Linked DNA regions of Homo sapiens: region 2 is linked to region 1. The links are chromatin loops, found by intact Hi-C in ENCODE. Cell type or tissue: heart left ventricle. All regions are shown on one strand. Links, peaks and the distances in the headings refer to the core of each region. The heading gives the core; the rest is flanking DNA. Region 1 overlaps ARHGAP24 (Rho GTPase activating protein 24). Region 2 holds the start of MIR4451 (microRNA 4451).

Region 1 (15,818 bases), core at 5,057-13,056:
ATTCCCTTGCTGGTTTAAGTTTTCACCATAGCACTTAACTCTATCTAGAACATTACACATTTATGTATTTATATAATGTCAGTCTCACTTGACTACAGTGAGAAGAGTGACTTTGAGTTGTTCACTGGTCTATCCCTGGGGCTTGGAATAGTGCCTGTCAGTTAGTTCATACTTACCCAATATTTGCTGAATGAATAAATATTGAATAAATGAGTAAATATAAGGGCTCAGAAGAGTGTAACTTGTTCAAGTAAGTTACAAAGCTAATTGGTAGTAGATTCTAGACTATACTTCGATCTTAAAAAATCTTTATCTTATCCTTTTTCTTTTCCTTTTTTTTTTTTGAAATGGAGTCTCGCTCTGTCGCCCAGGCTGGAGTGCAGTGGCCCGATCTCGGCTCACTACAAGCTCCCCATCCTGAGTTCACGCCATTCTCCTGCCTCAGCCTCCCGAGTAGCTGGGACTACAGGCACCCGCAACCACGCCCAGTCAATTTTTTTGTATTTTAGTAGAGACAGGGTTTCGCTGTGTTAGCCAGGATGGTCTCGATCTCATGACCTCATGATCTGCCCGCCTTGGCCTTCCAAAGTGCTGGGATTACAGGCGTGAGCCACCGCGCCCGGCCTGGCCTATCTTTTCCTTTATCTATGGAAATCCTAAATGCCCCTTTGAGGTCTGATGCCCCAAAGACTGAAGATATTTCATAAGGTGTTTGGCACATAGTAGGTATTCAAAACATTTTTTTGCATCTGAATCTGAATAACTGAGAATACCACCCATGACATAAATGTTGTAATTTTCCACTTGCTGAAAGTCTTTGAAATAACTCCAGTGGGAAGAAGGGAGATGAAGATGGTTCCTGAGGGGGTTCCAAAGAGAATCAGAAAAGGTCAGCTACCATAAATAAGTATAATTCTTGCAGGAATTCATCACAATCTCCATAAACGCTGATTACTGAACACACCTCCAACCCTATTGTTCCCTGTAACCTTTTCAGACTGAGATGTACTTTTTTGTTGTTGCTAAACAACACATATTCTTTGTAGAAATTGAGAAATGCACAGAAAAACACACAGAAGAAAACTTAAATCTCCTATATGTAATCACATTGAACAGAAAAAATCTATAAACATTCCCCTGTATATCTTCATTTCCACGATACACGTGTATAATATATTTTAAATAGGTGAGAGTTTACTGTACATAATGTATAGTATCAGCTTTTTAAAAATTTAACAATGACTCATAAGCATTTTCCATTTCATTGAGCATTCTTACATAAGTTTAAAGGACTACATAATAGCTCTTGTTGTATGAATGCAAGATAATCTATTTAATCATTCCCATATATGAAGATATTTTATTATTCCTATTTACTTATAAACAAAACCATGTTAACATCATGTAAGAACATATTTGTATACTTCTCTGATTATTTCCTTAGAATAAATCCACTTTTTTGGAATTGCTAGGTCAAAGAGAACAGACACTTGAGTTTTGAGGTACATTGTGGACTTCCCATCTGGAAAGAGTATATTAGATTAAACTCTAACTATATATATATTTCCCTAAAGCTATGTCAATATATTATGATTAAAAATACATTTTCCAATTTGAGAGACAAAAGTCATCTCTCATTTTCTGTAACTTTATTTTATGACAAAAATAATGTGTTCATTACAGAAAACATAAAAAATCTAGACACAAAAAAGAAAAATCACTTACATTCTAATACACATAATTAACCATTAACACTTTAGAGTGAATACATTCTCTCTAAAGCTTTGGTTATTTGTGTGTATATGTAAATGTTCATAGCCATAGATATAAGTACAATTAACATTCTAAAGTGAGGCCTAGTGCTGTGGCTTATGCCTGTAATCCCAGCACTTTGGGAGGCCAATGCGGGCAGATCAGGAGTTCAAGACCAACCTGACCAACATGGTGAAACCCCGTTTCTACTAAAAATACAAAAAATTAGCTGGGTGTAGTGGTGCAAACCTGTAATCCCAGCACTTTGGGAGGCCAATGTGGGCAGATCAGGAGTTCAAGACCCACCTGACCAACATGGTGAAACCCCGTTTCTACTAAAAATACAAAAAATTAGCTGGGTGTAGTGGTGCACACCTATAATCCCAGCTACTTGGTAGGCTGAGGCAGGAGAATAGCTTGAACCCAGGAGGTGGGGGTTGCAGTGAGCTGAGATCATGCCACACTGCACTGCAGCCTGGGTGACAGAGTGAGACCCCATCTCAAAAAAAATAAATTCTAAAGTGAGACGATACATCTATCTTTTTAACTACAAATATCATGAACATTTTTCCTTATTAATTATTCATGTAGAAGAACATTTTAATGGCTGCTGTTTAGTGTTTCAATATACAAATAGAATTTATCTTGCCAAGTGCCCTATGGCTGGTTACCAAAGTTAATTTCAATCATGTAATTTCAAGTTTACTTACTATTAAATAAAGGGATTTTTCATTTGTTTATTGAACATGGATAATTCTTTAGTGATTTGTCTCATTTAGATCTTGTTAAAGATATACTCACAGTTTTCTTCCAAATATTGGACAGCTGGAGATTTCTACAGCAGGCAGGATCAGCAATAGGCCAAGGAGGCACTTGTCACTTCAACATGCAGAGGGGAACATTACTGTAGTCACCACAGTTCAAAGCATCTCATTCAAGCCTAATGAGTTATCTAAGCCTGTTACTGAAAAACAGGAAATCTCAAATTCCAGTCCAGTTTTGACGTCATCAGTTTTTGCAGTCTAGGGCAACATCTTGTTCTACAGACTGCATTCTGCCCAAAGGACATGATAATTACTGACCTGCCTTTTCAGGACTTGCAAACATTTTTAGCAATTCTAAAAATACTGGGGAAGGTGAATGAGTATTCTTTTTGCTCATTACCAGGCAGCAACTTAGTCAAATAATAAGATATGCTGCTGTACTAATAAAAACTTAGACTTCAAAGATTAAAAAAAAAATCAACGCTTAATTGATTCAGAGAGCCTAGTCCATCATCCTTCAGTAACCTAATTACCTGACTTTGTGCAGACACATTAATGAACCATTAGTGCAATCTCATAAATGTATCACTAGCGCTTAGCACAGTACTAGAAACATATGAGAAACTGAAATATGAAATGAGAGAATGAATGAATGAATAAATCTTCTGCTATATTTACATCAAGTTTTCTAATATATGTCACCCACATTGTACTACTGATGACAATTTTGGTTTCAGTTTGACTGTCAGCTGAGGAGTGAGAAGCCTAGGAGCATTCTGATTCCCTTAAATTAGGCCTTAACTAGTTTCCTTTACACATCTAATATCTATGTATTAAAAATAAAGATGTTAAGTATTTAAATTTTCTTTACAAGGATGCTTTGGAAAACTTAAGAAACATTTTTATACCTATAATGTCATTAAATAATAAAGTTAGTAAGCTCTTATATGAAGGGAGGTATCAAGGATGGTAAGTGCGTCACAGCTAAGCTGCAACTGTCGGCAGCAGATAGGAAAAAGAATAACAGTCCCACTACAGGTGAATTTTCAAGGTGGTCAACCACCTCCATATGCTTCTAAATAGTCAGCACTTCAAATAAATAATCTTCACCAAAGACAATTTATTATGTGATTTTTCTTATCCCCCAAATTAATAGAGGACAAAAGGCTATGTTAATTATGTAAAAATCTAACCTTAGTTTCTTCTAAAAATGAAACATATTTATTTGTTTACTATGATTAAGCAGTTTATTTCCTCACAGTACCAAAAGGCAGAACAAAATAAATTGGCTGGTACATTTTAAAAAGCAGCATTTTGCTCATGTTACTGAGGGTGCATTTTTATTAGCTTGAAAGATAAAATAATCCCTAACATATTAGACATTAAAATAGAGCAAGTTAATGCAGTGAGGTAATCATGATTAATCAAAAATAAATCTCTCAGTGTCACCTTAAAATGCACATTGCAAGATTTTTCTCTAAAATCCAAACTGAAATTGCTTTTCATCAAGAACTGAGGAATTTAGAATAGGACGCCAAGAGAAAAACATTCAGAAATTGCCATGGTAGGAAGAGATAGGCCACTGTTTGATTCTCCAACTCAGCTGAATTAAAACCACTGAGAATTAAGTATGAGAAAATGCATTACATAATTCTGGACTTATGCATCCATCACTATTCTATTTCCTTTCATTCTTAACCTCTTAATTTGGAATCAGATTAATAAAATAATTTGAATATAGACTAATATATGAATTACCTGAGTTTAAAAGGTGGTATTGCAATAGGTGGAGAGGAGGGAATATCAAAATCATTACATTTTTTATGTGAAAATGTGTCTATGGAGCACCAATGATATGTCTACAGCTCCCTCCCAAAAACAGAATTATGCTTTATTGATTTATCCAATCAACACACTTGCCTGAGCACAACAAAATAGTTGGTGGAGGAGTGAATAATCACTCTATGAGCTTTGAAATCACCTTCTCTCAACTGCCACCCAAATCTGCTCTTAAATTTTTGCGTTTTAATCAGAATGCTGAGATTAATTGCAATCTGTGTGGTCATTAGCTTTGATTATCAGATCTAGCTTGGGAAATTACGTGAGATATGACAAATTTTTCCCTTCAAATACTGCTTTCTTTTTCATGTTCCATGCAGAGTTTTATCTATGTACTATGGTTTCCTTTGATCAATTAAAAAAGATAAAATTCTGGAAATAGCAATGTAAACATCTCCCTAAAAGCTCTATCACGCAGAAAGTCTCTGGCTATCTTCCGTAAGTCTTAGAAAAAACACTGGGCCTTTGTGGGCTGTTCACTAATCTCTGCTCTCTGTCCTTTTTCCTATGCAAGTAATAGTTCTGCATAATGACTGCAGTTGAACCAGTTTTGCCTCCTAGGAAATTTCTAGGCTCCCACTGTGGAAAGTTGGATTCATATGCTAATATTTTGTGGCTAGCAAAGGACAGTAGTCTTATTGAAAATAGTTTTGGAGGACCTGCAAACCCTCGAAATAGCTTTTCCAAGTGGAAAAATCATCACAGGGAAGTTATTTCCTTTTATGTTTACCTACTTGATAAAATATACTATAATATATTTTAATTAATTAATTTAAAATATTTGAATGAAACATTCCATATAGAAAATGCCAAAATTCAGTATACAATAGCTCACAATCTAGGTATTTTTAACATCATTAGTTGCATACTGTGAAAATATTTAATACAGTGGTTCTCAACTGGGAGAATTTGGCAACATCTGGAGAGATTTTTGGTTGTTACAACTGGGGGTTGCCAAGCATCTAGCGCGTAGAAGCCAGGGATGCTGCCAGACACCCTACAACGCACAGGACACACCAATAGCAAATAATTGCCCAGCCTCTAATTCCAATAGTACTGAGTTGAAAATCCCTATTTCAATATAAAGTTAGTTAAAGGGAAGAAGATGAAGTTGTTGCATATAATACCAGGAAAATAGTTCTCTACTAAACAGCTTTTGATGTATTCAAAATACCACAGTTATTTTCAAGTGTTTGTTCATTCATTCATTTACTTATTTAACAAATATTTATTGAGCACCTATTATACAGAAAGAACTCTAAGTTCCTAAGATTACAACCTTGCACAGAACAGTTATAATTTCACTTCCATGGTAGTTACATTCCAGTTGAGAAATGGAAAGCAATACAATAAATTAAAAATATAGACGTGAATAAAAGAGTGAAATAAAAGTCTCTTTAGAATGTTAAGAATAATTAATCAAAAATGAATAAAGTAAAAATATGTAACAAGTCATTAAAATACTGCTATGTTTTGACAAAACTGAGTATATTCTTTTGTCCTGTAAAAGTCACTCTAAGATCATATTCATCCTTTTTAGCCATCACTTGCCAATGAGACTTCTGGAAAAGAAAGTCTGATTTGAGCGTGCATTTTTACATTCTTTCAATAAAAAATGACCAAAAAGCAAAACGAAAAACGTTTTTCAAGGCATGCATCAATTTGAATACATTGCCCTGTGAATTTTTTGTTTTGTTTTGTCTTCATGGGAGTTGCTAAAAGAGTTGAATAAGCGTAGCATATTACGTATTCCTTGCATGAAAAGCATATTTATGAAAACCACATCATGAAAGAGAAGCAGCACAAGTTCTTCAAGTGAGTAGCTTAGCACAGAAATTCCTGGATTATGAAAATACTTTGCCATGTGTGATCTAAAATATTTTGTGGGCTTTTAGCCTTCCAAAGGAAGATACATGATTTCTCTAAGGCACATTAATACACACTTTATTCCATAGAAAAATTTGAATGTGCTGTGTCTTCTAGATCTTTTTCTTTGAAAGGTGAATGCCCCATCTCCCTCTTCTCACGTGGAGAACACAATGGCTTTCATAACTAGTATTCCTGCTCCTTTCATGCTCTACTGAAATCCATTCTGTACCCAATGTGCACAGTGAATTATTTAAACATAAATCAGATCATGTCACTCCCTTTCTTAAAACTCTTCAATAGGTTTTTCCATTACATGCTGGGAAAAAACAATATATCCTTAACAAGAGTCTGAATTACCTGGCCCCTGCCTCTAGCCACAGACTCTTCTCTAGCCCTTCTCACTGCAGTGAATCTGCTTCAGCCAAACTGACCTCCTTTCAGTGCCCATAACCCACTAAGTTCTTTGCTACCCCAGCGTCTTTGCACCTACTGTTGTTCCCTCCTCTCACCCTGGACCTCTCTACCTAGAGGAAATTTGCCAACCTATCCTTTAATTGTCTATTTCAGTACATGATTTTATTTTTCTTTACAACACTTAACATGGTTTATAACTATACTATTTATTTTTAGTTATTAATGGTTTTCCCAAATAAAATGATAGCTCTATGAGGCTCAAACCATGATACCTTATCCTAATTTGACTCCCATCATGAAACAAGTTATTTAGCACACATTTAGGGTTAAATAGAGATTATTTGAATGAACAAATAAAATAAATTTATTTTGTTTTAAAAAATAGTTACTTTTGCAGGCCACAATATGCAAAACATCTATAATTTCTGCAATTATAGAATTTATTAAGGAGATATTATGAAATAGTAAATACAAATAGTAGAGTCACTTTCACTTATACTTAAATTTTATATTTAGAATATGTGTTACATATAATACAAAAAAAAAATAATTTAATAGCAATTCATGTGTATTTCTCAGGGGAAATGTTTTCTTTCAATAAAATCATGAGGTGCCATGCTGTTACATCAACATCAAAGTGTGGTTATTAATATAACACATCCATCAAAAGGAAGTCACCTGGGTAAACAAATCAAATAGAGGTTTTTCTTCCAATAATCATGGATATTCCCAGAAAGTAAGGAGGCTTCTGCTCTATGGAACCTTTATGTAGAAGGATGATTTTCCTAGCATTAAATACTGATTTCTGTTATCCCAGAGAAGACATATACTATAATGGAAAAAGTATAAAATTACAAGATGAACTGAGCTCTGTTTCCATCTCAGCCACTTCTACAGTTCTGGCCTCTTAGACAGGCTGCTCAATACCTCTGCACCCCACTGTCCTCATTTATGAAATGAAGTGTCAGCCTTTCATATGTTTTAATACCCTATGCCAACTCCTTCTTCTAAACATCTCTCCACAGCAAGCTGCTAATCAACTCCTTCTAATCCCTCCTCTCCCTCACTGCTGGAGGCAGAGCAAACCATTTAGACTTGTGTTGTTCAAAGAGGTAGCCACTAGCTACAAGTGGTTATTGAGTATGTGAAATGTGGCTCGTTGAATTCAAATGTGCTTTAAGTGTAAAATACACATAGATTTTGAAGTCAGTACAAAAAGTAAATTAAAATATCTTATTAAGTTTTATATAAATAACATATTAAAATTAATATTTGAGATATATTCCATTAAGTAAAATATATGAATAAAATTAATTTTAACTATTTTATTCTTAATTAGGCTCCTGGGAAATTTAATATAGGGCTCAAAGTTATGACCTGCACTGTACTTCTATTAGGCAACTTGAGTTAGATAGTTTTTTTCAGTCTGCAATTACTTATTTGACTTGAGGAATATTGTAAAAAAAAAAAAACAAAACAAAACAGTGATTTCAAAAATTCCTTCAAATATTAATATCCAAGTTCCTAATAAGTCTAGGATCATATAATCAAATAGGATTATTATTTTGGGTCATGATTAACACTATATGAGATCCAACACTATTCAATTCCTTTATTGATCCTATTCATCTTATTATTTTCAAATAATAATTTCAAGATCCAGAATTCTCAAGGAATCATCACACAATGATCAGCTACTAAGAAAGAGTAAAAAGTTCACAAACACACATGCACTTTCAGCTCTGCCACACATCATTATTGTGATTTGGGAAGAGAAATTTACCCATTTGAGCCTTTGTTTTCATAAATAAAATGAAAGAGAGGGTGTTAAGAGAAATGTAAATTAATCACCCTAAATCTGGTATATCTAAATGTAATGAGTAATTAGAATGGGACATAATTATAAAATATGACAATAGCAACATATTTGGACTATTTGAACTCTTCATATTTCTAGACCTTCTATCTATTTATTAATTAAATGGAAGACAGCTAAAATTTTACTTCTTTTAAAAAGAATTAAATGAGTTTCTAAAATTCAAAAGAAGAACTGATACCAAGTTCATCTTTTGAGAAGTCATGATGTTTCTATATTTTTTTGCTTTATAGTGTGGCTGCATAATGAATAGTAAGACTTCTTATGATATACTAAAATTTAACGTATCCATCCCTTAGGATAGTTTGAAATAATTCTCCAAGTTAAAGTGAAGGATGAAAGGTGCATTTGATAATGTCCCAAGTGTCATCTGAATTGTAACACTACCATTGCATGTTGTAATTTCAGATTTGCAAGTCTTCAGATATCTTCACTGATATTTTAACTGGGAAATTTGCTCGTTTAATTTCATCTGTTACATCTGACTTACTCTAGGCTCAACTGATAGAATATTCTGAAAGTTAATTTCACATACTCTTTAAGATTCTCTACTTTTCAACCTGTTGAAGCAACCATTCCAAATGGAAATATCAAGGTATTTACAATAATGGCTATAATAAAAGTACCACCTATTTAAATATGTAACATTCTCATTAAGCAAACATTTATTTAATGTCTCCCAAATACCAGTGTCTAGTCAGAAAAAAAAAAAAGTTGCTGCCCTAAAGGATTATAAATGTTATATTTTCAAAGAGATTCTACGTAAAACAGATTCTAAGATCTTTCCAGTAGCCATATGACTGAGAATAAAGGTCCCAAACACAGACAGACTTGGGGGATAGGTAATGTTCTTTTTTGCACCTTACCCCTCACCCTTTTCAGCAATTCCTACCCTCCTTCCCCATCCGTCCCTCTAGGCATCACTTTGCTCTTCTCCAATAATGACCTGGTTTTCTCAAGTAACCACATAACTCGAAGTAAGCATTTAGCTGTCAGCCCTTAGACACAGTGGAAAGGTGTGGGTGATATTTGATGGAAAGGAGGAGAATTTGATTAACTCCCTATAAATGAAGAAAGCAAAATCAATAAATTTATCTTTTATGTTCCTGACAACCAATTCATATCAATAAAACCAAACCTTACATCTTAAGATTGGTTAAAGAATACTTTCTAAGCTTGATTTCTAACATGTAATTTATTCATGAAAGTAACACATGTCTACAGAAAGTATATGTTGAAATACTAAGGATAATAATGAAAACTGAAATCTTTGCTTTTGAAGAAACAGCATTTTTCAGTGACAGACTGAGTACACTGCATGAATCTGTTACTTATTGTTCCTTTAATGTGGATATCTTCTTTTTGTTTACAAACGATGGATTTATATGTTTTTAAAGTAATTTTTTTTAAAAATATATTTGGACTTAAAATATTATGATATCTAGTTAAATAATGAAACAAAATATGGACATTTTGAATAACGTTGAAAAACAGTAATGGTAAACTTGAAATTGGATCCCATACTCCTAATTGTGTAGTAAAAAAATCTAGTTATCAAATGATGTAATAGCTTCTTTTTTTAGAACACCTAGGGAAAATTATGGATATTATGTTGAACTGTTTTATATACAAATATTATTCCATTTGTATTTCAGAAGAGTATGCAGGATTTCAGTCCCTTGGATTTGCCATTTTGTGTTTCAGAAAAGCTGGTCTTAAAACTGGGAGACAATTAAGATTATGGGAAGAAAACACATACAGGATTTTAACTGCCTTTTCATAACCACTGGCATCTCAAGCTAAGCCAGAAAAGAATTCCTTGAACCCCTGAGAAGGCTCCATCTCTTTTCTCTTCTCTTACCTCATCCAGCACTTACACAAACATCACTGGAACAACAACACTTTTTATGGCAGACAAAGCAAAAACTGGGAAATGTCACACACATGAGTTGTTTTTGAACAACTGCTATATTATAAAGCTCAGACCTTGACTGCTGATCTCTTTGGCTGCCCACTCTCCACTTCATGTTTGACCTTCAATGCTGGCACAATTCTGGCTCCATTCCCCAAAGCATAAAAGATAGCAAAGTATGTAGAAATCCTTGAGATAAAACTGGACTCATAAAACTGCATTGCTATTTTCTTCAAAGAAAACTAAAGCACATTTCCAAGCATTATTTGGTTTCTACTCATCATATTCCATTCTGTTTATACCAAAAAGCTTTGCTGGGTTACCAGTAACAATACTAGATAGGTAAGAAAAATCATTTTCATGTGCAAAATAATATTTCCTTTTAAGTAACATGTCATCAGCTCCCTGATGAACGTATCTACATGCATCCTAGGCATTGGCATGCAGATAGGAGCTGGAGATTGGAGCAGAGTCAGTTCTTAGCAATAAATCAGACCAAGGGACTTTTATGTTATCTTTTAGATCATCATTACAAAGTCAACCCTAACATTTTGCTAATTACTATAGTATGACCAATCAAATAGAGCCAGTCTTATGGTGATAACCATACCTAGCATTAGTTATCAGACTCCTTAGGAAGTGAATATAGTTTATATAATTCATATAATTCACATGCTACACCTATCTTTGGGATTTTTTTGTCATTACGTCAGTCTCCCTGAAATCATCCTGGGAAGCTTGTTTTCATTTTCCCCCTTCTTATCTTATACTTGTTTCATAAGTCTTATTTGTATTTCTTCACCCATCCTGGTTATCTAACAGCATCTTTCCATTATGTTCCCTAAAGTCTTTTACATAATCCTCAAAGGAAAAGAAGGAACTGATTTTGTAATTCGGTAGAGATATTTTGCATTTATGAGCAAATGCTACACACTGAAGTTCAGCGAGAAATTAGACCATGAATTTCAACATAGGTAAGCTTGGCTTGGTTCTTTAAAGGAAGTTTGCCACTTTGCCTCATGCCTACCAGATAACTATAAATACCACCTGACTTGTTTATAGTTGAGTGCTTTATGTTATCACTTTCTAGGAACAAAACGAACTGAGCGCAAAACAAACAGAATGTACCCTTGGTCTGCCAAGAGATACTCATTTCCGACAGGAACTTCTACTGGGTCTCTGCATGGAAAGGAACTTTCCAATGCCTGATATGTTCCATCAACCTGAGAAAGAGGTTGTTCTCTTACCATGTTTGGTTTATTAGTTCAATATATACTGAGTTATTGGATTGGAGGGAAGTTCTCACATTGTGAAAAGTCTGTTCAATTCATAGGTTACATTATTTATCCAAGCCTGGGAGAAAAGGGAAAGTAGGCTGGGGTAAGCATGGATGTAGAATAGCAATATGGTGAAGGGAAGAGAGCAAGACTGTTACAAAAAAAAAAAGAGGAGAAAGTGAATAGGATTGCAATGTTTGTTGGTTGAGTCACTGTACTTAAATTCATTTTTCTAAATAGACTACATTACTTCCCTACATGCAGAAACATTGAAGAAAAAATTGGGTTTTGTCTAGTCTCTTTTTCACCTCATACGTAGTTAGATAAATTTTAAACAATATTTTAGTTATTTTTGTTTTTAAATTTAAAGACATTGGTGAATGAACTAGCAAAATAATGTAGGTGATTTTTATGGGGCTACAAAAGACTCCTTGTGCCACATACTGTAGAAAGAATAAGTCACTATTGCTTTCTGAGGCACTCTTAGTGTTTTTATTCCTTGATTCAAAAGAGATGGACAGAAAGTAAGATTCCCTTTTTTTATACTAATTAGAAGGCAATTCAATGGCTTTTGAATATAATATTGTGATGGCAGATAGGTATCATCTCTCCTTCTAACTTTGACCAAGTTTTTGCAGTCAAATAGAATGCTATGTTGTGAAGGATTTCAAAGTTCTGGAAGTCCTAGTTACAGCGATCAGACAAGAGAAAGAAATAAGGGGCGACCAAATTGGAAAGGAAGAAGTCAAATTATCCTTGTTTATAGATGATATGCTCTTATGTTTGGAGAAACAAAGACTCCACCAAAAAACTATCAGAACTAATAAACAAATTCAGTAAAGGTGCAGGATACAAAATCAACAAACAAAAATCAGTTCTGTTTCTGTATGCCAATAGTGAAAAATCAGAAAAAGAAATCAAGAAATTAAGCCTATTTACAATAGTTATAAATAAAATAAAATACCTATGAATTAACTTAAGCAAAAAAGTGAAAGATTTCTACAATAAAAACTATAAAATACTGCTGAAAGAAATGAAAGAGGATATTAAAAAAAGGAAAGATCCCATATTCACAGAATGGAAGAATCAAAATCGCTAAAATGTCCATACTACCCAAAGCAATCTACAGATTCAATGCAATCCCTATAAAAATACCAATGACATTCTTCACAGAAATAGAAAAAAAATCCCCAAATTTATACAGAATCACAAAAGACCCGGAATAGCCAAAGCTATTCTGAGCACAAAGAACAAAACTGGAAGAATCACATAACCTGACTTCAAATTATACCACAAAGCTATTGTAACTAAGAGAGCATAGTACTGGCATAAAAGCAGACATATAGACCAGTGTAACAGAATAAAGAACCCATAAACAAATCCACACATCAACAGTGAGCTCCTTTTTGACAAAGGTGTTGAGAACATACATTGGGGAAAGGACAGTCTCTTCAATAAATCATTCTGGGAAAATTGGATATTCATATGCAAAATAATGAAACTGGACCCCCATATCTCACCGTATACAAATCAAATCAAAATGGATTAGGATTTAAGTATAAGACTTCAAACTATGAAACTACTAAAAGAAGTATTGGGGAAACTCTCCAGGACATTGGACTGGGCAAATAATTCTTGAGTAGTATCCCACAAGGATAGGCAACCAAAACAACAATGGACAAATGGGGTCACATCAAGTTGAAAGGCTTCTGAACAGCAAAGGATACAATCAACAAAGTGAAGAGACAACCCACAGAATGGGGGAAAATATTTGCAAACCACTTATCTGACAAGGGGTTAATAACCAGAATATATAAGCAGCTCAAATAACTCAATAGAGAAAAATCTAATAATCCAATTAAAATGCAGGCAAAAAATACCTGAATAGGCATTTCCCAAAAGAAGACATACAAATGGCAAACAGTTATATGAAAAGGTGCTCAACATCATTGATCATCAGAGAAGTACAAATCAAAACTACAATGAGATATCATCTCACCAGTTAAATTGGCTTTTATCCAAAAGACAGGCAATAACAAATGGTGATGAGAATGTGGAGAAAAAGGAACCCTCATATGCCATTGGTGGGAATGTAAATTAGTACAATCACTATGGAGAACAGTTTGGAGGTTCCTAAAAAACTAAAAATAAAGCTACCATATGATCCGTTAATCCCATTGCTAGGTATACAAAGAGATATCTGCACCCCCCATGTTTATTGCACTGTTCACAATAGCCAAGAATTGGAAGGAACCTAAGTGCCCATCAACAGTTGAATAGATAAAGAAAATGTGGTATGCAATGAAGTACTATTCAGCCTTTAAAAAGAATGACATCCTTTCATTTGGAACAACATGGATGGAACTGGAGTTCATTATGTTAAGTGAAATAAGCCAGGAACAGAAAGACAAACTTTTCTTGCATATTCTCTCTTATATGTGGGAGTTAAAAATTAAAACAATTGAACTCATGGAGATAAGACAGTAGAATGACTGGTTACTAGAGACTGGGGAGGATAGTGGGGTCAGGGAAGTGGAGATGGTTAATGTGTCCAAAAATATAGTCAGATAGAATGAATAAGGCATAGTATTTGATAAGACAAGAGGTGACTATAGTCAATAATAATTTAACTGTAAATTTTAAAATAACTAAAAGAGTATAATTAGATTGTTTGTAACACAAAGACAGGATAAATGTTGAGGTTATGGATACACCATTTAAGCTGATGTAATTATTACACCAGAATTATTAAACCAGAATATATAAGGAGCTCAAATAACTCAATAGAGACAAATCTAATAATCCAATTAAAATGTGGGCAAAAAATCTGAATAGGCATTTCCAAAAAGAAGACATACAAATGGCAAACAGTTATATGAAAAGGTGCTCAACATCATTGATCATCAGAGAAGCATTCATCTTGTATACTTGTATCAAAATAGCTCATGTACCCTATAAATCTATATTTCTACTATGCACCCACAAAAATTAAAAGTTAGAGAAAACAAAGTTCTTTGTCAGGCCAGTGGGGAAGGAGTGCTAGGACAAAATAGGCAAGTCTGCTTTAAGAGGGAAGGAACAGTGGGAGTCACATCTGACAAATCCAGCCCAAGGTCACGGGTCAGATTATAGAGCCAGAGGTTTTCAAAATTGCTTTCCCTTCTGCCATGATACACATAATTGGTAGTATGCTAACAATAACAAAAATTTGTTATTGTGGTGGTGTGGGGAGTGTGGTTGGTTGGCTGTGGTATGGTAATACTATTAACAAACATTTACATCATATTTTCTGTATGCCAGGTACCATGCTAAGTGCTTCATACATAGCATCTCATTTAATCCTCACAAGAATCCTTTGACATAGTTTTGACTTACCCTCACTTCCCAGAACTCTAAATCCACTTCCCTCCTTTTCCCTTGCAATGAAGAAAATGTCAGAGTGCACGTGAGTATTACAGGGATAATCTTGAGCCGCTGCAATTTATAAAAAGTAAATCTTTCTCAAGCTAATACTTTAACTAATGACTTGTGAATTTATGTGACTTGTGACTAATGGCTTGTGACTTGTAACTAATGACTGTGACTTGTAACTAATGACTAAGTCTGACACAAGAGTATGTTGACATTAGAGTTGAGCACTGCAGTATTACACTTTGCTATTCTTGTTTCCCAGACTCACTCCCTAATTCCAAACTAAATGTGATGGAAATGTGTGTTTCTGATAAAAGTAGAAAGCAGATGAGCATTGGTAGATATGTGATTACCAATCCCCCAACCATGCAAGAAAATCTGTTAAAAAGGCAGATCTAGTCGGGCATGGTGGCTCACGCCTGTAATCCCAGCACTTTGGGAGGCTGAGTTGTGTGGATCACCTGAGGTCAAGAGTTCCAGAGCAGCCTGGCCAAAGCGGTGAAGCCTCATTTCTACTAAAAATACAATAATTAGCCAGGCATGGTGGCGCCATGCCTGTAGTCCCAGATACTCAGGTGCCTGAGGCAGAAGAATTGCTTGAACCCGGGAGGCAGAGGTGGCAGTGAGTTGAAATTGTGCCATTGCACACCAGCCTGGGCTACAAGAGCAAAACTCCATCTCAAAAAAAAAAAAAAAAAAAAAAA
Region 2 (15,818 bases), core at 2,523-10,522, 130 kb before region 1:
TCTCAAATATTTATCATTTCTTTGTGTTTGGAACATTCAATATCCTCCATCTAGCTATTTGACATGATAATATATTAACGCAAACTATAGTCACCCTACAGTAGTATAGAACACTAGAACTTTTTCCTCCTATCTAGCTATAATGTTGTCTACTTTTAAAATCGTGTAGAGTCTGAGAAGTTAATGAACTTCTCTAGGATCCAGTCTCAGGAGGCACTGGGAAAAAGGTCAATAATCAAGTTAAATAACTCAGACCTAGACAACTCTAACTTTGACTAATCCAATGTGATCAATCCATAGATGATAAAACTGCAGTCTTGTTTATTCATTAATTCAACAAACATGCATTAAGCATACACTACATGACAGCACTCTGCTAGGCAGTAGGGATAGAAGGTGTCTCTTCTCAAGAGCTTCCAATCTAATAGGGAAGGAAGAGAACACAGACAATGCAAGGACTGTGAGTATGGAGGAGAAAGGAATGAAATGCAGAGTATACTGACTCTTAAACCTATAACCCCATTTCTTCTTGTCATCCTTGTTTCTCTTAAGTCTCAGATATTTGGCCTCAGTGTAGTGTAGATAATAAACCTATCCATATTCTTATTGGTATAAGAAGGTGGTTTTGTGGGCGCAGATGGGTGTGAATCCTGGCTTTACCACTTATTAAAAATGTGAATTTGTACCACCGTTTTGCATACATACACATATACATATATGTATATATACACACACACACATGCCCAGTCTCTCTCTCTGTGTGTGTGTGTGTGTGTGTGTGTGTGTGTGTGTGTGTGTGCAGTTATATTAAATGAGTCATTGTATATAATGCCTGACATATATCAGTACAGGGCCTGACACATATTTCAGTAAATATTAAATATTAATATTATGGGAACATTTCTCATACTGATGGTAAAAGAAAACTGGTGGGTTTGGGGCAGGGAGATGTTAATAAATGGGTGGTAAGGGAAACAAACTACCCCTCTAAGAAGATAAGCTTGTTTGTTTGTTTTACTTACAAATAATGTATTGTTATTTTCTGTGAGATACTTAGAGCTTTAAGATACTAATGCAAGCTGGGTGTGGTGGCTCACGCCTATAATCCCAGCACTTTGGGAGGCTGAGGGAGGAGGACTGCTTGTACTCAGGGATTTGAGACCAGCCTGGGCAACATAGTGAGACCTCATCTCTACAAAAACAAAAAAATTAGCTGAGCATGGTGGTGTGAACTTGTGGTTCCAGCTACTACTCGGGAGGCTGAGGCAGGAGGATCACTTGAGCCCAAGAGGTTGAGGCGGCAGTGAGCCGTGATTGCACCACTGTGCTCCAGCCTGGGTGACAGAGTGAGACCCTGTCTCAAAAAACAAAACAAAAAACAGCTAATGTACATCATATAAAGGAAAGCTTAGAAGACACTTCAAGCTTATTTGATCTTGCCAGAGTTGCTTCAATCTCAGAATATTTGTAAATAACTCCCTGAATTTGTGTGGACTGAATAAAATATGGGACATGTTTTTCATGCTAGGCACATCCCATCTCCTATTAATGGTATTCATAAAGTCACATAAGAGATTTCAGTTCTGGTCAGAATCTAGAATTCCAAATGAACTGAGATGGTGTTTAAAAGAGATTTCAGTTTGGTCACTAACACTTTTAAAGTTCAATGTGATTTAAAGCATAGATATTATTCAGAGATGGAACTTCTAAATAAAAATATTGGCAAATAGTTCCTGAATCATGATTTTGAGGCAATGGATAATGCCATGGCCTGGGGAGACAGGCTGTCTCAGAGTTCTAATTCTGGCTCTGGTGGCACCAGTGGGGATTAGTGATTTATATCAGTATTTCATCTTCCTTTTCATAGGTTTGCTTTTTTTATCTAGCCCAGGGGTCAGCAAACTATGCCCACGGGCCAAATCTGGTTCACTGTTTATTTTTTACATTTTTAAGTGGTTGGAAAAAAATAAAGAATAATATTTCTGATATTTGAGAAGTATATAAAATTCACATTTCAGTGACCATAAGTAAATTTTATTGACATACAGCCACATCCATTTGTTTTCGCTACCATGGCAGAGTTGAACAACTGTAGTGGAAACCTTATGGTCACAAAATCCTAAAATATTTACTCCTGGATCTTTCCAGAAAAGGTTTGCTGGCCCCTGGTCTAGCGAATAGTGATGGTGACTGGATCAATATGTCTACCAACACTGTGAGAGGACACTCACTCCTCATAGGGACACTTCACAGGAGGATCGTATGATCATGCTGTCCATCAGTTCGTAAATGCCCCAAATGTATGTTGGTTGAAATGACATTAGCCAGAATTCCAAAGGATTAAAAACATTTTTAAAACGTTCTTTGTACCATGTTAATAGCTTCTTTCAAGTGTATATTTTAATGTATTTTAAGTAGGAAGGGAATTTTGAAACAAAAATCTCAAACACTTTCTTTAAGAACACATAGTAGTTAATACATGCTGCTTTCACCAATGCATTTATTTAGTTCATGTAGAGCTACTTGTGTATATAGAATTATGTTTTCATACCGTAAGCAACTCCTACTCACATTCTCTAAATGATTTGCACATATTAAATCTAAGCAAAAAAAAAATACAAGCTTCACGGCTGCCTACAGACTTAGGCAGACAAAAAAAGAGATTGTCACAGCTGCTTTGGGGTAACAAATATAATTGCATGGATTTTAACTTACAGAATTAACACAAAAAAGAAAAAAAGTTAAGATAAGGGAGTGTTGTAAAATTAAATGCCTAAGCAGCATATTTAACTGGTGATCAAGAAAGTGACTAAACTTGATGCTAAAACACAATTAAAACATTCCTACATTTTCATATAAAATATATGTCAAATATTGGCTTACATTTTCAAATGACAGCAAGTTAATGTAGCCAATGACGTTATTTATTCAACCCAGAAGGAGTCACAAATGCAGACATGTATGGTAAACTTTTATTGCTGTTGTTACATTATTATCCCAAAAACTCAAAAATTGGCCAAACTTTTTTCTTTCCCAGAGACACCCATGAATCTATCTCATAACTATTTATTTCTCAGCTGGCCTATTATGTAACACAGCTGCAGTAACCATCTAAGTAGGTTGAAGTTTTACTAAATTAAAAATTTTACAGCCTCCAGACCCATGAAATGTTCCATCCAGGAAAAGTTCTTCTGTAAATGTGCAAAATAGGTCTGTGGAGTTACACAATCATAGAAACAGGAGAAAGAACAACTGAATCAGAGAGGTAAAAGTCTAAAACTGATTGGTATAACAGATAATTACAAATAACAGTTTATGCACACATGTACATAGATAAAATAGATAAATGCATAGGAACATAGACAGATTAGCTAAAATAGAGATAAAGAGTGAGAGAGAGGTGAGAGAGAGAGAGATAATAAAGTCTTTGGTTCCCAATATAAACTATTATTCTTAAACTACAGTCAATGATTGCATTTTAGGGAATCTCTGAAGTCCTCAAAAGTATGTGCAATTTTGGTAGGTATTTGCCTTTTTTTTTTTTTTTTTTTTTGGCAAAAGGATCAATGCATTTATTAGATTCTTTAGGCACCCATGTCCTCTAACTTTTCACCTATCTCCTAAGAAATCCTTCTGGAAAAAATAATTAGAATGGAAACTTTTTAAAATTTGAAATGTACAAAAGTAACATGTAATTGTCTGAGGGTATTGGAAATAATTAGTATAGTTGTGGCTAAAGGTAGGATAAATAACATCTTTTTTTTTTTTGAAGGCCTAATTTTGTTTCCAGGCAGATAAAAATCACTTTAGATTATCCTTCAAAATTTATCTTATTTTTTTCCATGGCTACTTTTCATTCCTCATCCCCTTGTCTTTTGTGTTCACCTCTTCTTTTCTTTCCCTGGAGGAAGGAAGAGGAAAGAACACCTCCTACTTTTAGTTAATATTGATTTTAGGCACTGGGTCAGATGGGCCTTTTAGGGTCTGGAATATTGACAATTGCCCTTGAAAGCCATGAAGAATCTTTGCTTGGTGGATGGACTGAGTCCCAGCATATGATTAATATCAGGTGTGTTGGTTGGTGGTTAGACAGTGAGTGATAGCTTGGCCAGTATGTGAAGGGAGTTTGTGAAGAAGCTGAGAACAATTTCAGCAATGTATACTCGGTAATGAAAGAGAATTGGATCCCAGAGCGTTGACAGTTGTCTATAAGAAAGCACTCCATCCGTAGAATCCACCTTTGTTACCTTTATTCATAATAAGGAAGATCACTGCTGGAAAATGTCTGTTTCTCCCCACTTTTTCATGATGGGATTGTTGTAGCCTTAGAACATGCTTTCAAAAGAACTGTAAGTGGGCATCTCTATCTAGTGCCTATTTGTATTATATATTGTATTATAAATAGGTGCTAAAAAACAAAAATGCCTACTCTTATCAAGTGCCAAAATTCTCATTCTTAATGAATGAGTCTGGAAAGATACCAGTGTATCCATTCCAGTTCAAAAAATAACTTCACATGCTCATATTTCAGAAAATAGGCTCCAGGCCTTTTTTACTTTATTTTTTGAGATGGAGTCTCACTCTGTCACCCAGGCTGGAGTGCAATGGTGAGATCTCTGCTCACCACAACCTCCGCCTCCTGGGTTCAAGGGATTCTCCTGCCTCAGCCTCCTGAGTAGCTGGGATTATAGGCGCCCACCAACACGCCCAGCTAATTTTGTGTTTTAATATTCTATTGAAACGGGGTTTCTCCATGTTGGTCAGGCTGGTCTCCAAGTCCCAACCTCAGGATCCCCCCACCTTGGATCCAAGCCCCAACCTCAGGATCACCTCAGGTGATACCCCTACCTCGGCCTCCCAAAATTTTGGGATTACAGGCGTGAGCCACAGCGCCTGGCCCAGTGTTAGCTTTTTAACCTGGATCAAATTACTTCTCTGTGCCTCAGATCTGTCGTTTGCAGAATAAAGATAATGACATTGCTTGCCTCATAGAGTTGTAGTAAGGATTAAATAAAGCGATACGTGCAAACAGCCTGGAACATTGCCTGGAATACAGATGTCTAGATACTGATAAGGCTACAGACATTATAACGGATACTGTAGTACTCTCTCTAGATCCCAAAGACTGGTATATTGGTTGCTGAAGGCACAAAGAGATTCTCATGGGAATTGTTCTACAACGCAGCAGGAACAGCTTCACCCAAGTTTATCTGTCTTCCTGCTCCCAATCAATGACTAGTTAGCAAGAGGAAACAAAGCCCCAGCCCCTCAGTTTGAAGCAAACTTGAGAGGGATCACCGCCTCAGGGGACCCCACTGGATCAGCTAAGACTTCAGTTGCTACAGCGTTGCAGGGCAGGTGTTCCTGTCGCATCCTGCTTTCCTCACTTTCTTGCAGAAAAAATATCTTCGGAGAACCTTTCCCATGACAATCTAATGTCATTCTCCATCAGCGTGTTTCCTGGAATCCAATCTAAGATTATAGATAGATGTAAATAAAACGTTTTATCCCCATTATCCAGGAACTGCAGCTAAGGTCCACCCCCCACCCCCCAAAAGAGGCTAAAACTCCACATTCTAAGCTGAAAAGACCGATGGAAATTGCACCTAGCCACTTCTCTGCCAGGTTTACTGAGAGAAAGCATTGCACTTCTGAGAACCCAAATGGCCCTGACTGTTTTGAGGGGGAAACTAGAAAAGAGGAAGTGCTACTTGGAGGAAGCAGTTTTCAAAATCAGCACTGGTTTTTGAGGGGGAGGACTAGGAATTCTCCCAACTATCAGAACAAGAGTATTGCTGGTAAATTTTGATGTGTGTTAGAACAGTGACTCACTCCTTCTCTAAGTCAGGGACTCATGATGGCCTCTGAAGCTTGGCAAGCCACTGACCTTGCTGGGCACTGAAGCTGATAACCCCTGGAGAAAGTGACAAGCCAAAGGAGGCAGCAACAGTGGAACAGCCTGCATTTCCCTTACGTTGCAGGCCAGGGTACATGAGTTTCCTAGTTGCTGAATAAACACAAAGCAAGCAGCTGGCCTTTGAGGCCTTTCGCTGTATCCCATCCAACAGGACTATCCCAATGCTGGGAGAATACTAGCATGTGAAGTGGATTTCTAATTCCAGAGACCCTGAAAAATCCACAAATGCATCTGTGAAAGATTCAGCCTTTAGAGAGGAAAGTCTGTAACGACCAGTCAGTGTGAAGGGGCTATGCCCCAGCAGTATCATCTGTGTAGGAAGATCTCTACCTTCTTCCATCCGTCTCTTGGTCTCATCATCAGAAAGGAAGGCAGAAAAGTAGGAAAGGAAACATGTAAGGAGTTTCTCTTCACTTTTGCCACTAGAGTGACAAAGAGGTCTTTGCGGGAACAGGGGAGAAAAGGTCCTATGCAACAGGAAATAGTTCAACATAGCAGAGTGGGGGCAGTTTCATATGACTGAGATTCTTCCATAAGCCTGGTAAATATATGCACTTCAAGAAATATTTGTTTAGCACCATATGTTATACTGTGCTATTTCCAGGTGTTAGGTATACAGTAAAAAGCAAGAAAGATGTGGTTTCTAAATATATGGAGATACATATAGTCCTCCTTTGTCTTGTTTTGCCTATTTCTTGTCTGTTTCTTTGTCATTTTATTTTTTTCTCTGAGAAACTTCTTTCCTAAGAAAGCTAAGGCATCATTATTCCAATAACTACTCTTTATTTTTTTAAAACATTTCAAGGAAAATTCAACTAGAACACATTTAGAGAAGCAGAAACCAACTGCATGTTCTTTCTTCAAGAACTGTTCATTAAAGATTTGCCAATCTTTCTTTCTCAACCACATTTCCCAAAAGCTTGGACTTTGGCCATAATAGTTCACTTCAGTCTAAAATTTGGCATGTCTGAAAGAGAAGACTTCAAATTTGCCAATTTGGCTGATATCCCTTTGAATAACAAGTAGAGAAATAGGAAAAATTTGGAGCGAAAAATCTATAACTCATGGCATTATTCAGAGAGATAATTCATTTCATAGGATAATGAATCTATAGGAAATCAACCCTAAAACATGGTAGATTTATTTTCAGATAGGTTTTTACAAAAGCCTAAAATATGCATACAAATATAATTTGTAAACAAATATAAATAAGTAATACACAAAGACCTGAGACGCTCAATTTTATTGAAAATTCTTGTTTTTTTAATATGATTTTCCTTGGTTTCATGGGATATTTCAGCATAAAGCAAAAGCAAAAATAAAACAAAATAAAAATTCCTATATATATATATATATATATATATATATATATATATACACACATGGAAAAATTATAAGGACATACAGTGCACATATGGATAAACTGTATTCGTAACACACACACAAATGTGTACGTATGCATATAGTGCTAAAATATATGGCAAAGAGCTTGCTAGAGGCTTTTGTTAGTTTTGTTGGAAATCATTATGGGCAGATGAAATTAAAATATGTAATCCTCTCCTACTCACTCATAAACTCTGGAGAGTTAGGCTTGAGTTAGCTATCCGTAAAGATAGACACTTGTTGGGTTTGTAAGCATCATCTTTATGATAGATTTTCAGAAGTGGCAATTGAAAGAATTTTATAGAGAAAGCCAATCTAGAATAAATATGCTTTATGAGGATCTGCTGCCAGGTAGGCCCACGGCCTGCCGAGGGTTCTATACACATTACCAACCACATTTCTGCAATCCTTGCTGCCTCCTATGCATTCTGACAAATAAAAACACTCTGTTGTAACATCCCAAATTATCATGTTAAACAATTACACCATTGAAAAAATTGAAAAATATTATCTTGTCATTCCCATTTGCAAAGATAAAGTAATTGTTATGTTATCCCTAAATAACCCCAATAATGCAAATATTGATGAAAATAACCTGATACAGATCCCACATTATCACAGAAGTACAAAAGCATTTGCCTAGAAATGCCATCCTGATGTCAAGGGCACACCAGTAAAGCCCCAGTGACCAGGATGAATGACACAGACACTGGATTCTCAATGTAGTGCTTTGTCTTTCCAGCTCTGTCTTCAAAGATACATTTGGAACACTTCTCTTCACACTCCGTAAGATGATTTAGAATTATAAAACCTAATTTAGCAGCTATTACATACTGTATTAATAATTCAGGAAGCATCTTTTCAAATGATCTACTCACATACTATATTTAAGTCCATAATTACAGAAGCAAGCTTGAATTTCCTATAAATTTGTTTGAAAGGACAACCTTCATATTCCATATTACACAGTCTTAAACTTCTTAGGCTTTGTTCATCAAAAGCCATTATGTCATACGCACTGCATGTGAAACAGATGATTTAGAATAGCAATGTTGGAGAAGAGGTTTTATCTGTTACTTCCTGGTCTTGAAGACATGGCTCTCTCTAAAACAGTATTGAAAATATCCGTCTATATTACTTGAGAACTTCTTCACCAAAAGATGAAACCTCCTTGCAGCTAGCAGACTGAATGGAAAAGTAGACCTCTAGCATTATTGGAGATAAAGAGTCAACCATCAGTTCAATACCACGCTGATTTAAAAGCCAACATGCGCTATTGTCTGAGAATAAATCGGAAAAGACATTTCCTCTACTGATACTTCAAAGACTTTGTAACATCTGGAATCTGGTTCTATACAGGGTATTCCACTAAGAAGTAAGAATAAAAGGATTTTAATAAGGCAAATAAGATTCAGGTTTCTTAAAATATGTTCTCCCTGGAGGGAAACAAATAACACATTGCATCTGACTAACCTTTCTGCACTTCAGCTGCATTAATTCACATTTAGTCATGGATTCCATCATGAGCCAGATGAACTTAGTGCCACAGCTGTTTTCATCGAGGGGAAAATATGCTTTTCCATTTTAGATTCCCAGCATTTAATATAAATATAGGAAAAATACATTTTATTGACTGCATTATTGATAAGAACTCCACATTACTTACCCAAATAAATTCACATCCACCCTAGACTGTGATCAAATCAATATCAATATTACACAAACGGTCAACCGGAGCCAGATTCCTACCTCCCTTTTTCTTACATTGAGGGATAAGGAAAAGTTGAAGAATTGATCAAAGAGGTAGACAACATGGCCTTGGAGGAATTGTTGCTGGGTTAGTCAAAGACTTTAGTGGAGATCAGGTTCACTAAGAGGAATGAATACAGATGACTAGGAAAAACGAAAGGATGTTTCAAAAGTTTAACTGAGGGATTTGATGTCTTGGCAGAGCTGTCCTCAGCTCTACCAGCAAAACATGTGGAAGTGGTTGGTTGGGAGCAAAGCTGAGGTACAGAACTGTAATACTTGGTCAGTATTACAAGTATTAAGTAGTAAGAGTTGTTTTTTTTTGTTTGTTTGTTTTTTGTTTTTTTTTTTGTTTTTTGCAAAACCTCCTTGAAGATACAATTTTGTGAGGAAATATGTCAGTGATTCCACTGGGCAAAGCATTCAACCTATAACCCCTTGTCAAATTTCACATCACAAGAGCGCTGTAAAATCAAATTCATCTCCAATAGTCCTGAACAAATACTGTATCATGACTTGTGGTCAACTATGGAGTCTCATGGACAAATGAAAATCCAGTAGTTATGTGGTCAGAGTATGTGTGTGTGAGTGCATTCATTTGTACTAGTATATAAACCTGCAGTCATTATCTGCGTCAACACTAACCAAGCCTCAAATTAAGGTTCTCAGTCATGATTCAAAAAAGAATGAAACCTGTCTGACCCATCTTCACCTTTACCAACACAGGATGACAATAATTTAATCAGACTAGGAAAATATCTTACCTGGAACTACTTCAAAAAGGAACTTCCCTGGGTTCTCTTCATTGCAGGGATGCTCAGAAACTTTATTTCCAGGCAGAAAAATAGTACCCTGTGAAAACAAATACCCAAAACATCAACATCATCAGAGAGCAAACATCATATATCATCATTATAATCAGTGAATATCCAAGGTGTAGCTATAACCCAGTATACAGTAAGATGCATCAGAATCTTTTATATTCCCAATAATCAAAAATTATGTGCCAGAATCATGTTCACTCAAGATTTAACGAATACTTGTTGAGCATCTAATATGTATAAGACTAATATGTATGTTAGCTGCTAGATTCATCTTAAGCACCAATTTATTAAACACATTCTGTGTGCCAGAAATTTTACTAAGCATTCTACCCGCACCATATTATTTAATTGGTAGTATAATCTTATGAGGTAGATATTCTTTTCCCCATTTTATAGCTGTGAAAACAAGGTAGACTTAGACATAGTTGTGATAAGCCTTCTCTTGATTATCTCTTCTCTCTTCTCTTTCTTTCCTTTTCTTTCTTTTCCTTTTCTTTTTTTTTTTTGTTTGTTTTTTGAGATGGAGTTTTGCTCTTGTCACCCAGGTGGGATTGTAATGGCATGATCTTGGCTCGCTGCAACCTCTGCCTTCCGGGTTCAAGAATTCCACTGCCTCAGCCTCCTGAGTAGCTGGGATTACAGGCATCTGCCAGCACACCCGGCCAATTTTTGTATTTTCAGTAGAGATGGGGTTTCACCATGTTGGCCAGGCTAGTCTCGAACTCCTGACCTTAGGTGATCCACCTGCCTCGGCTTCCCAAAATGCTGGGATTACAGGCATGAGCCACCACGCCCAGCTATCCTTTCTCTATCTTTAAATTTCTCTCTTTAGTGGATCATTTCATTCAGTGCTGAGATATACTTAAAAGTCTGTGTCATTAAAAAAAGTACTTTGACTTCCCGCTATTCTATTTTTTTGTTTGCCTACTGTCTATACTGAATCTATTTCTTCACTGTACCCACTGCAGCCTGGTTGATGCACCCAGCATTCCACTTACATGACTCACAAGCTGCGTGTTTGATAATGTTCACTTTTCAGTGACTTGACTTTCTAGAAGTGTTCATCACTATTGACCACTCTTTCCTTGAAGCACCTTCTTTCCTTTGTTTCTTTGTTTTCTCTAGGTTTTTCCCTAATTTCTCTGTTGTCTGAATGTCTTTTGCTGACTCTAATTGACCTTTAAATATTAGAGTTTTTAAAAAGATTTATCCAATAATTTCTTCTCTTCTGACTCTAGTACTCTCTTTCTCCAGGCTATCTCATCCAGGCCTATGATTTCAATAACCAACTGTAAGCCAATGAATATCGGAGTAATATTTCTAATCTAGGACACTCTGAGCTTCAGATACATTCAAAAGCTTATTTGACATTTCCACTTATCTCAAAGATGTCTTAAACTCAACTTAGTCAAATTAAAATGCAAGTAAATCTGGCTCTCATTATGTATTCCCCAGCTCAGTGACTGTCACCCTCTTCTATGCAGTTGCAAAAGCCAGAAATATAGAAATCATTATCTCTACTATGTATCTCTACTACTACCACTCTCTAATTTCAGGCAACTATTATCTCTTGTCTGAAATTTTTCAAATGCCTCTTCACTGAATTCTCCAGAATATTCTGACATCTTTCTTTTATTATTATTATTATTATTATACTTTAAGTTCTAGGGTACATGTGCACAACGTGCAGGTTTGTTACATATGTATACATGTGCCATGTTGGTGTGCTGCACCCATTAACTTGTCATTTACATTAGGTATATCTCCTAATGCTATCCCTCCCCCATCCCCCCACCCCACAACAGGCCCCGGTGGGTGATGTCCCCCTTCCTGTGTCCAAGTGTTCTCACTGTTCAATTCCCAGCTATGAGTGAGAACATGCGATGTTTGGTTTTTTTGTTTCTGCTCTTACACTTTTTTGCTTTCTATGGCTTTCTATCATCCAGCAACTACCCTTCTATAAATGGCAGCATGCTCCCATCTACCTTAGGACAACATTCTTTCCCTGGCAATTTTATACCATTTTTAAGATTGTCTACATCTAAAATATACTTGCATAGATTCTTGAATTTTTCCTGGACTGATTTACCATTGTATGTAGTTATGTTATTTGTAAGATGAATTGATTAAAGTCCATCTCCCTCGTTAAACTGTAAGGGAAAAATAATATGTGTTTTGCTCCCTAATTTACTACCAATGCCAAGCATTTTGCCTGGCATATAGTTAACGGCTAAAAATGTGTATTGTTGAGTGAATGGGAACTGTTAACATAATGAAGCCAGTGTTAAAAACTAAGTGTGCTGAACTCAAAAGCCCATGCTCCTGTCCACTGTATTATATTGTCCATTTTTCCCAGCTCAAAAAATAGTAATATTTAGCTAAAGTAGTATTTTACTCAATTTTCAACCTACTTGGTTTGGCACAGAAAATTATAGTCCTCAGCCATTTCCCTCCTTCTGGGCTTAGACTGATAAAGCATAGCGCTCTCCAACCAAAACCCAAGAAATTGTATGTTAGAAGTATTCCTCTCCCCCCATGCCTTACAAGGTGAGGTGTTGGAGGAATTGCCTTTGTTCTCCTCCTCCAGGAAGTACCTTTTCCTGCTTTTTATCATATCTAGTTTTCTCTGGCCTATAGATCCCGTTTCCCATTTTGTTTCCCTACCTTTGAAGTAATTTTTAAAAAATTGCTAGATACTTTGAAGATACTCATTGTAATAAAGACCTTTTATTACATACATTTAATCTATATGGTTTCTACATAATGTGGTAAAAATAATTGTTTCAATTAAGAATTTATTCTACTTACTGAAATGACTTTGTGAAGTAATTCATTTTGTGATTTATCTCAGTTTTAGAACATAGCATCTAATATTCATTTTATCCACATGTGTATTTGTGTGTGTATGTATAACTCCTGTTTAGTTCTATATCTTCAGGTTCTACTTAAGATCTTGAATTGTACATGTGCCATATAAGTTGAATTCAAGCAACGCACTAGCATAAATGCTACCTCCTTGAAATCTTAAGCTATCACATTTTGTAATTTAAAAACTCCAAGTAATGCTATCCTTTGTTGTCCTTTTTGTATATGTGAAACAGCTACTTCTGGATGAAATTTTTATTAACATTTTCTTATTTGACATTATATAAATTTTATATTTTGACAAGTTTTTCAAACAAATTGTAACATAAAAATAGTAGTTTAAATATCAACAGACAAGGCTTAGGGCAGGATATGCTGTAATTGACAAACATTTACTGTGGTTAATTTACTAAGTCATTCAGTAAATAAAATAAAGTCCTTTAACTGAAATAGCTAACTTGATCACATTGTATGGAAATTCTGTAAAGTCCATAACTAAGGGAAATGTCTTAATTGTGATAGTTATTTTCAAAGTGTTTAGCAATATTTATAGTGTTGAAAATGCAGGTAAACAAACAAAAATCTCTAATTTACCCACTACAGATAACCAATGTTAACACCATATAAATTCTCCCATACTTTTACGTGTTTATACATGTGTGTATAAACATACAGAGCAATTTTCACAAAACAGTAATCAAAATAAAAAGATATTTATTATCTGCTTCAAAACTTAAAAGTCATGTATTGTTGTTATGCCAAGTGTAGTCATCTACATCATTTTTAAAAGCTGAATTATATAGTACTTGCTTGAGTATACATACTTTAACATCCTCTACTGCTGTAATACATTTATAATTTTTGTCTTATAAGGAACATTTTATGTTGTAAAGAACATGAAGAACATCCATGAAGCTAAGTCTTTGAGCTTCTCCCTAATGTATTCCTTTAGGGCAAATACCTAAGAGATAAATTAGTCATTAAAAAGTATGCACTGCTTGTTTGTGTGAGTTGGTTAATTCTTCCACAGCTGCTCTAAATTAACCAAAGAAGCAACGAACTAATAAATAAGTACAAGTCAGGTGCCCAATCTAACTCGAAAGTAATATGTTGACAGACTACCATGTGTCAGATATTATTTCTTTAAATATCTCAGGTGATGTGAAGTGTGTGAAAGAAATAAATAATAAACTCTTTGCTCTCAGTACAAGAATAACACAGTACATAATTTTAAAACAAATGAGTGTGACAGTATTTAGAAAATCAAGTAAATATAATAAAAGTTTAAGAACAGAGTGTCATAAGGGCAGGCTGATTAGTTAGGAAAAGTATATAAAGGAAATGGTTTTAAGAGGAAGGTAGGGTTTTAAGATTTAGTGGCCAAGGGCTAATCTTTCAAAGTGGAGGAAATAACATCAACCAAAGCAGAAATTAGAACCATATGTGCAGAGTACATTACAATAAGCAAAAGACCCATGTGGAGGAATAATTAGGAAGTGAAGATTGTTGGTTACATGTGCTGAGAATGTGTTGTAGAAATTCTAAGCCTAGGCAGAGGATGTTACACTTGGTATCTGTAGCAGCTGAGAGCCAGGGTAGGTTCTTGCGCAAAGCAGATGGAGATTTAATGATACCACACTCTTAAAAGTTTGTTATCATAAAGCAATTAATTTGATATAAGAGGGTAAGGTCAAGAAACGTGTTGGCAGTAGAAATGGTATACATTTGCATTACAGATGCATTATTATATATTGTTAAGAAACATGTACAGAAACTAGTCATAGCTTAAACAGGAAACAAAGAAGGAAGAGTAAAAGATGACTTCAATTTTTCTCTATATCTAGAAGAGTATTTCCCCTGTTAGAAATGGGAATTAGGAAGATTTAAGCTCCATAAGGCCCATCCCCATGCACTTGAGCCAAAACCATGTGATATTTTAAAATTCTCTCTTAGTAAATACGATAGATATTCTCTGTTTGTTCCCCCAGATATTCTCTCCACTCCTCACTCTATTCCATACTCTAAGAGATTAATCTCTATAAATTCCATAAACCAAGCTCTCTTGATCTCTGGCTTCAGGTTAGGTTAGAGAGGCTACTTCGGGATGTCAGAAGAGCACAAGAGAGACAGGTCAAGATATTTATTCACCTGTTTCCTTCCATGCTAGCTGCAACATGGTCCTACTTGTATTGGGCTAAATCTTAAAGTCACCGGCTTCCCCAAATTCCAGTAGAGCTAAGAGTGGTCAGGGGTTCCTCTCTGTTTTTCACCCAGGGGTGTTTTACCTATCCACTGGTTTTCATTAACCTTTCTAACACTTGGTAAATTTTTTTTTTAATCACACACTGTTCAATTATCCCTTTTGTGACAAAGCTATCAATTACTTGCTGGAATACTGAGTGACAAAAGAACCAGGGTGCAAGTGTCTTGAGTTTTCTAAGTAAGTGCATGTTATCCCTTGATGTTCAGTATGCCTCATGGCAAACTTTGGATGATCAGAGAGAAGAGGCTCAAGTACAACAAGGAAATGGAACCTTTTTGATAAGAGTTCAGCACATATGGCAATAATTTCATGACAATAATTAACCAGCACATTCAAAATGGGATTATACGTATTTTTATTCCTGATAAGAAATATTCCTTTTATGAAGAATCTTTAAAACTTCAAAATGAAATATGATAAACAAAATCTTTTATAGTTTGACAGCTAAGAGTTGGCAAAAGCGACACAATTTGTAACCACACTAGTAGTTTGCTGTCAGCTAAAATTACTATTAAAAAGAAAGCTCATATCTAGTTAATACCAGATCACTGAGCCAAAACCACAAGAGATTGGGGTAAGGGTAGATGCTGTTGAAAATAGGCACAGGGATCTTATTCTTTGGAATTTGGATTGGAAAAAAAACATGCATGTGTAATAGCTCTGTTAGTTTAATAAGCACAATGTTGAGATTTTTTTCCAGCATAAACAATGACTATGAGCATCACAGTGAACTAGAAAAATCTCAGCTTGACAATATATGTCCATTTTTAATGAGATTAGACAGAGGTTCGAAAGTGAGATCAAGATGAAATAAATA

The links. Peaks named below come from ENCODE experiments on the same cell type or tissue, not always from the same donor. Only the 100,000 strongest peaks of a DNase experiment are listed, where the experiment ranks them.
Region 2: a loop joins it to region 1, with 3 times the contacts of the local background. A loop is called at or near these places in 3 of 110 quality-filtered maps.

What each region holds. Positions count from the first base shown.
Region 1 is chr4:85,591,039-85,606,856 of GRCh38, reverse strand. The region is part of intron 2 of ARHGAP24 (Rho GTPase activating protein 24); the gene reads right to left. Among named protein-coding and RNA genes, the nearest start is that of MIR4451, 120 kb to the left of the region's middle. In heart left ventricle, for the core only: no CTCF peak of the experiment used is centred there; no DNase peak of the experiment used is centred there; H3K27ac peaks cover 2,967 bases.
Region 2 is chr4:85,715,968-85,731,785 of GRCh38, reverse strand. It overlaps ARHGAP24 (Rho GTPase activating protein 24), which reads right to left. Exons shown (of 10, transcript NM_001025616.3): 3 at 9,814-9,901. MIR4451 (microRNA 4451) reads right to left here and starts at 9,318; the gene lies at 9,253-9,318. It overlaps LOC124900728 (a long non-coding RNA gene), which reads right to left and starts at 9,796. Exons shown (of 2, transcript XR_007058169.1): 1 at 8,774-9,796; 2 at 7,142-8,668. In heart left ventricle, for the core only: no CTCF peak of the experiment used is centred there; a DNase peak (open chromatin) is centred at 5,905; H3K27ac peaks cover 2,931 bases.